Regions from separate parts of the Homo sapiens genome. Here all the other regions are linked to region 2. A link is a loop called in an ENCODE intact Hi-C map of the cell type or tissue named here. Cell type or tissue: endothelial cell of umbilical vein. All regions are shown on one strand. Region 1 overlaps SAMD4A (sterile alpha motif domain containing 4A). Region 2 overlaps SAMD4A (sterile alpha motif domain containing 4A). Region 3 overlaps SAMD4A (sterile alpha motif domain containing 4A).

Region 1 (2,500 bases), 120 kb before region 2:
CCCTGTCTTCATTCATGCCCTCTCGGGTGCTCCCTGCTGCTTGTAAGATCCCACTTATTTCTGGCCTTTGCTTTTTCTACATTTCTTTCTCTCCTGTTTCCTTCTTTCCCTCTTACCTTCTCTTCCTTGCTGTCAGCCATGTATTTCTGCACTCTGGTTGGAAGCTCACCCTGCAAAGAACACCCCGGAGGTGTTTCCAGGGCTCAGCTGTTTTTCACTCATGTCTAGGCAGGGCCTTGAGGCCCCTGAGGAACTTTCAACTTTGCCCTCAAGACTTCCTCTTAATATTATTATTATTATTATTATTATTATTATTATTATTATTATTATTATTATTTGAGGCAGAGTCTCGCCCTGTCACCCAGGGTGGAGTGCAGTGGCGTGATGATCTCTGCTCACTGCAACCTCCATCTCCCGGGTTCAAGCAATTCTTCTGCCTCAGCCTCCTGAGTAGCTGGGATTACAGGTGTGCGCCCTGACGCCCAGATAATTTTTGTATTTTTAGTAGAGACAGGATTTCACGATGTTGGCCAGGCTGGTCTTGAACTCCTGACCTCAAGTGATCCACCCACCTTGACCTCCCAAAGTGCTGGGACTACACACATGAGCCACCGTGCCTAGCCTCTCAATATTGTTTTTCACTGTCCTTCTTGACACATGAAAATAGGCTGTGCTTCTCTTGAGGCAATAATTGGATCAGAATTTTAGGATTTTTGCATGACCAGCCATTTTATTTTGTAGGCGAGGAAGCAGAAGACCTGAGAATGACTTCCCCTAAGATTCTGAGGCAATGGAGTGGCAGGACCAAGTCAGCCACCCCATCTTCCCCTTCCCACTATGTGGTTCTCCTCTTACTGCCCTCTGTCTTAGCCGGGGAATCTTACAGATGTTGCATCTGGTGCTTCCTGGTGTTCATTTCTTCCAACCACCATTTGCCCTTGCAAATACCATTCGGTATGAAAGTATTTTAGAGCAACTGAGTCTTCAGTGTGTCACTTTATTGCCAAAAGAAGACACAAACGATGGAGTACAATGGTAGGAGTCTCCGGCTGGGTTCTCAGGGATTTTCTCAGGAATTATGTTTTGCTCCAAGTCGTTTCAGTTGACGTATTCATTCCTCAGAACCGGTAGATGACTATGACATATAATACCCAAGCTTGAGCTCTTTCCTGTCTAACTGGAGTCTCCCTTTTAATCAGGAAACCACATTTAAAGCTGTGTCCTGAACTCTGCCCAGCATGTCAGCTTGGCCAGGAAGGACAGGGAATTCCTACTGGTAGTAGCCACTGGGGACTGAGGGAGTCACGGGAGGTCAGATGGGAGCTTAGCAAGAAAGACAGCAGCAGCACAGGGTACATTCAGGCTGCTAGGATTGTCTTTTTGTTTGCGAAACTCCCTCCCTGGTTGAGGTCAGGAAAAACCTAGGATAGCAACCCCCTGGGCCGGTGACCCCACACTAGGATTTTGTGATCTAACCATTTAAAAAAAATTGTTTTTAATTGAGGAGGTTTAACATAGTGTTTAGCTTTGATCTTGAGAAGTAAGGATATTAAAAACAGCAATGTTGAGATTGTCATGTAATGTTACAGTCCTTTCATGAAAGAACAGGCACTTCAGAATCAGAAGTAGGAAGAATAAAATCTCAGAATGAAGGCTAGTCCTCTATTCTGTACACACGTAGCTTCAGGAAAAACTTGTACTGTGTTATCCAGATATTTCCTATTTAGCCACAGGTCAGCAAAAATTCTATCACAGAAGCAGTGTTGGTCTGTGATACTTGGGAACCACCAGCCTTCACTCCATGGTTGGTGCATCCCTGCCCCTGTTTCCAGGAGCAGTGTGCATGAGGAAGATGGCGTAATGACAGCACATCAGTGCCTGGCTCATATGTCATCAGTGCTCAGGAAATTGAGTTGATTTTTATTCTCTTAGATAGTCCATATAGCAGAGACATAAATTAGGCTGGATGACCATTTCAGGTTGGATTTCAAGGGACACCGCTCTTCCTTGGCTTTTTTCATCGGAGACTAGGATCTTAGCCTCAGCTTTGCAGATCTGAAGCTGGATTTTTATCATGTATTTTATGGATGACCTGGAAATACTTACACGTCCAAGCTCACAGGAGGCTACCCCATAAACAAAAATATCAGCTCATTATTTTGCGGATGAAAGATAGGCTTTTTCAGAGACCACATTGATGGATCAGTCTGCCTCCCAGTCATATGTCCTTCCCACAGCTGGAGGTAGGGAGTGGATGCTAGGGTGGCAATTACGGCACACACTTTCCTTGAGGAACACAGAATCAGTGCAATGGCAGTTGGTTGACTGAGTTTATTCCAGTCAAGTTAAGGAAGAGCCCATTCTACTTCATTGACATTGTTTTCTCTTTGTTGAGAGACATTAAAACATAGTGGTTAAGAATATAGATCCAGGAGCCGGGCGCAGTGGCTCACGCCTGTAATCCCAGCACTTTGGGAGGCTGAGGCAGGCGGATCACCTG
Region 2 (2,500 bases):
CTCAGATGCCCCTCCCCCTACATACAGGCACAGCTCTCTTTCTCAGGAAATGACTGTTCTGCAGGCCCCTATCACCCTCAACTGGTTAAACTACGTCAGCCCTGCTTCCCGGAGTCTCCCCACAGGCTTGGTACAAACCTCCCCTGTGTCGCTGGAAAAGCAGATCTCTTCCATCTTGTGGCCACTGGAGGTAAAACATTTTGACTTCAACATCCGTGAATGACTACAGCTGACTCTTCTTGGAAAGAATGTGCTGGTTCCTGAAACCCTGCCGGCTGCTGTATAACCTCCCGGACCTGAGGCGTGTCAGAGAGGATGCGTTCTTCAGTGCTGAGGTCACCCAACCCAACGGCAGCGCCGGCATCTGCACGTGATGCTAAGGGCTCTGGCAGCCTCCCTGCCCGGACCCAGGAGAAGCATGGACCTGCCCTGGCCCTTATGCAGCCGACTTTGCAGGGAGGGCCTGTGAAGTGAAGGCAGTCTGTGTCCTAGGTCCAGAACACTTGCAAACATCATCTCCGACCTTATATCCCTCGCCCCACAGGTGGCATCAGCTCTCCCATTTGAGGATGCGTCATGATGGCAGAGACTCATTGGTTCATTCATTCAACTGCATTCACTGTGCAGAAACTGATTCAGGCACCGGACATGCAGGATGGATGAGGACAGACATGGAGCTTACATCCTGGTGGGCCTCACAGGCTTCTCCAAGTCCGCCACACAGACAGGCTGAGCAGAAACAATGATAGGATTAAAGAAGGGAGCCCTGGGACAGGAGTCAGACCAGTTGTGACCCTGACTCTGCTGTTTTCTTGCTATGTGGCCTCTCAAAAGCATGTGAGTGTTCAAGACCTGTGTCCTCATCTGCAGCAGCATGGGTTGGAGAAGATGCGGTAGGGAGGCGCAAGGCGGCAGGCAGAGTGCTGGTGAACCTGCTGAGCCTGCGTGCCAGCGCTGCCCCCTGCTGGCTGTGTGACCTGTGCACAAGGATTACGCGCTGTTTTACTTCTCCAGCTACAAAGGAGAGAGCACCTACTTCATAGGGTTGTTGCAAGGATCGAAAAATAATGTCGAAGTCCCAGGAAGTTCCATGTGATACCGCCTCTCAGATGTTAGCTGCTGTTTTAATTATAGTTATTTGCTGGCACACAGCTCCCTGTAGGCTTCATAACTGTCAAAATGTGAGCAGAGGCGGGGTGCAGTGGCTCACGCCTGTAATCCCAGCACTTTGAGAGGCCGAGGCAGGAGGATCACTTGAGCTCAGGAGTTCCAGACCAGCCTGGGCAACATGGTAGACCCTGTCTCCACCAAAAATATAAAAATCTGTAGTCCCAACTACTCAAGAGGCTGAGTTGGGAAGATCGCTTGAGCCTGAAAAGTTGAGACCAGCCTGGGCGACATAGTGAGACTCCATCTCTACCAAAAAAAAAAAGTTAGCTGGGCATGGTGGCACATGCCTGTAGTCCCAGCTACTCCAGAGGCTGAGATAGGAGGATCACCTGAGCCCAGGAGGTCAAGGCTGCAGTGAGCCTAGATCTCACTACTGCACTCCAACCTGGGTAACAGAGTGAGACCCTGACTCAAAAAAAAAAAAAAAAAAAAAATGAGGAGACCTCCAAGGCGACATCCCTTGGGAAGCCTGTGGCTTAAAAAGGGCTGAATAACGACTGATATTCTCTTCCTTCTCTCTTGGCTCTCACAGTCGAGGCTTTGGGCAATCCAACTCCCTCCCGACGGCTGGCTCTGTGGGCGGTGGCATGGGCAGACGGAACCCGCGCCAGTACCAGATCCCCTCTCGGAACGTCCCTTCCGCCCGCCTGGGCCTCTTGGGCACCAGTGGATTCGTCAGCTCCAACCAGCGCAACACCACAGCTACCCCCACCATCATGAAACAAGGAAGACAGGTTTGTTCTGCCCCAAGGAAGGAGGAGGATGGCCAAGCTCAAGGCCCAAGGCTGCAGATGTCCCCCCAGGTGACCCCAGGGTGGGGAGAGAGGCCAAAGGGGACTATGCTGGGGGCAGTTGCCACCATTCCTCAGAGGTAACAGCATTGTTCGCGTTGTTCTCTAGCAGACAGAGCAACCCCATAGCTGTGTTTAGGATGCCCAGAGGACCACTTTAACCTTGGGGACCCTGCACAAGAGGACCTTTAGAAAGAAATGCAAGACCTATTTCTTCTTTGCCCCATGCTTGACCTTCTGCCACCCAAATCTGGGTTCCAGGAGAGCCTGGCATTTAGAGAAGTTTCTTGCCCTTTTTATCCATGGCAAAAAGCTCCTTTGTCTCAGTCCCAGCTCTGGTGGAGCATCCACAGGACAAAGTCTGAGAGAGTGTGCCAGGGGGAGAGTTAACACATTCTCAGCCTGCCCAGAGGTTCTTGCTGTGCAGTTTAGAGCTGACTTCTCTGGCCCGTCGCTCATACCCCTCTAGCCCCAGGCCCCACCCCTGCCCAGTGCCTTCCGCCTGTGTGCCCAGAGCTTCTCGAAGCTCTGTGGGTAGG
Region 3 (2,500 bases), 83 kb before region 2:
AGATGATGATAGGAGCAGGAGGGGGAGGGTTCAGATGTGTCCAAGACATATCTACAGCAGAGAGTATGTAATGATAAATAATAGTGATCTCTTTTGAGATTCAAACAGCCAGAGGTTAAGTCTCCACTGGTATAGTGATAATAGACTAAGCTCTTTTTTTTTTTCTGCCAAATAATGTGTTGAGTCCTGGCTGGAGGGCCTAGGAGTACTTTAGAAGATGGATTCTACTCCTTACAGTGTTGCCTGTTGGTTCTAGAAATGGAGCCCTTCTCCAAGTATTTCTCTACCCCATTGGTCTGATTCTCCCCAAGTTATTTGTGTTACAGACACTTCTATGGGTACAAAACTTTCCCTTTGGCTATCTCTGATACCACAAATGTCATTGAAAAGGACAGATCCTAGCACTAGGCCATATACATTGATAGGAACCAAAGACAGATATCTGATAGATTAATAAATACAACCACTTCCAAAGGTGATGGTATGAAGCTAGATTCAAACAACACAGTAGGCCAGTGCTGTCACTCCCAGCTCAGAACCATTGTGGCTAGAAGTTAGCTTTGTCTTTCTCCTCACTGAGCCATGTGTCTCAGACCCTGGGGTAGAGTTGAGGGAGGGCAGACAATGGTTAGTTTCCAAACTCCCTGGACATAGGGGCCCCTTGCTGCCTTCTGCCTTCCTCCATAGAGTTTAGAAGGTTTGTTTCCAGGAAGGAGCTCCTTCCTGCCAGGTTTGTCCTCTCTCCAGCTTCTCAGCAGTGCAGGGTGCTTACAACACAGCCCACAGGCCTGCCTGCACTGGGCTGTGTGGGTCTGTAGACAAGGTTCTCAACTCTGCCTCTGCGTCTGCTCCTCTCCGTCCTACTGGGCCTTTCTGCTCCCCCTTACCTTTCCCTGCCTGAGCCCTCTCACTGTTTTTGTGCCTGCCTTTGTTGTAGAATTCTAGATGGCAGCATGCTTGCAACTTGGGAAGGATGAGGCCCTTGTCTGGAGACATTATCCCTATGAGCTCTGAGGTCTTGTCTCCTTCTGTAGCATCCCCACCAATGTGGCCAAAGCCAAGGGCCCTCATCTGATCAGTCCTCCTGATTCTGGTCCAGCCACTGAGCCCTAGGTCTACTCAATTTCATGGCAGGATACCCAGAAGGAGGGAAATGGCCTCAGCCATTCTCATTCCTATTTAGAGAAGTGCATTCTTCACCATCATCCTTCCTACCTTTTCTTCTTACCCACTGCCCAAGGACTTCAGCAATGAAAAAGTAGCTTCCCTTCTCAAAAAAAAAAAAAAAAAAAAAAAAAATCTGAAAAATCTTATTCTGATTGCATCAATAGACCTACTAACCTGAAAATGAGTTTGGTGCACAAGTAACAGGTGAAAATCAGCAGCCTTTTACTGCTTACTGTTGCAGAAATTCCCAGCATTGGCTGGCGGCTGGAGGGGAAGCAGGAAGGGAGGTGTGCCTCTAGCTCCCTCTACAGGGCTGTGCCCCAGGAGGACAGGAGAGCCAGGCTGAATATGTTCCAGGGTCACCCAACTCTGTCCTTGTACAGTTAGCCAGGCCTTTCTTTCCAAAAAGAGTATCAGTTAATTTGTGACTATGGACTCGAATATCCTGCCTCCACAAAATTGTTCATTCTGTCCCCCATTGGATGACTTGTACGTGTATTTCATATTTCATACCTAAATGAGTGATACATACATTTTACTATCAACATTGCTAACATGCATATTTTGGGAATATCTACATGCTGTTCCTTGGTGACAATATTTACATGGTTACACACCACACCACAGGGCTCTTACATTCACACTTACACTTTGGATCCCATCTCTTGAGTTGGGAAATTTTGTCTATAAGTTGTTGAGCAACTTCCTCGTTATTTTAGAAAGCGTGGGACCCAGTGACTTCACAGTTCACAGTCATGTAAAGATATAGAATGGCTCCCTGGTGTCAGGGGTGGGATGTGTGCACTCCAGCCCTTCCCAGACTTCCTGAGGTGTATAAACCTGTTGTGTGGCATGGCTGTTGTTCCGTTTGCTCCACTGAATTAAGCATGAACTATTCTTTTGTGATTCAGTCTGTTTATACTCCTCCCAAGATACTCCTCTGTTGACTGTCTGGACATTGCCAAGGATGCTGGCCTTGGAGTTCTTTGTAAAATATTATTGCAGTTAGGTTACGTGGACAATGCCGTGCTCCTTTTGGGACTCTCATGTCTAGAGCCTCTTGTGCAACAGGGGCTAAATCTAAGTGTAGAAGCAGAAAGCACACTTTTCTCCTTTGCAAGGTCAGCATGAGGATTGCTAATTCATTATTTTAAGGTACTATTGGAGTGTCACTCTGTGGTGTGTGGGGTTTTGGCAGTGGTGGTCTGGAGTGTGAGGGCGGCGCTGAAGATTAGAGAGTGGGAAAGCTTCCTGTGTTTAGAACACTTCCAGCCTCTCCTCTGAGGGGTTTTTGGTGTAAAAAACTAGTCGAGTGTGGTTTACAAGAATGTGT

What was found. Peaks named below come from ENCODE experiments on the same cell type or tissue, not always from the same donor. Only the 100,000 strongest peaks of a DNase experiment are listed, where the experiment ranks them.
Region 1: a loop joins it to region 2, with 12 times the contacts of the local background. A loop is called at or near these places in 13 of 110 quality-filtered maps.
Region 3: it touches region 2 in a loop (8-fold over the local background); 69 of 110 quality-filtered maps call a loop at or near these places.

What each region holds. Positions count from the first base shown.
Region 1 is chr14:54,653,017-54,655,516 of GRCh38, forward strand. The region is part of intron 2 of SAMD4A (sterile alpha motif domain containing 4A); the gene reads left to right. It overlaps LOC112268133 (a long non-coding RNA gene), which reads left to right. Exons shown (of 2, transcript XR_002957606.2): 2 at 1-2,500. Among named protein-coding and RNA genes, the nearest start is that of SAMD4A-AS1, 34 kb to the right of the region's middle. RefSeq lists an enhancer at 1-680. In endothelial cell of umbilical vein, no CTCF peak of the experiment used is centred here; a DNase peak (open chromatin) is centred at 1,195; H3K4me3 peaks cover 665 bases; H3K27ac peaks cover 2,500 bases.
Region 2 is chr14:54,773,232-54,775,731 of GRCh38, forward strand. SAMD4A (sterile alpha motif domain containing 4A) reads left to right here. Exons shown (of 13, transcript NM_015589.6): 10 at 1,703-1,904. Among named protein-coding and RNA genes, the nearest start is that of SAMD4A-AS1, 87 kb to the left of the region's middle. RefSeq lists enhancers at 1-960, 244-1,172, 1,046-1,095. In endothelial cell of umbilical vein, CTCF peaks have their summits at 179 (motif pointing left) and 964 (motif pointing left); DNase peaks (open chromatin) are centred at 200 and 920; H3K27ac peaks cover 1,194 bases.
Region 3 is chr14:54,690,277-54,692,776 of GRCh38, forward strand. The region is part of intron 2 of SAMD4A (sterile alpha motif domain containing 4A); the gene reads left to right. Among named protein-coding and RNA genes, the nearest start is that of SAMD4A-AS1, 3.6 kb to the left of the region's middle. In endothelial cell of umbilical vein, a CTCF peak has its summit at 1,477 (motif pointing left); a DNase peak (open chromatin) is centred at 1,455; H3K27ac peaks cover 994 bases.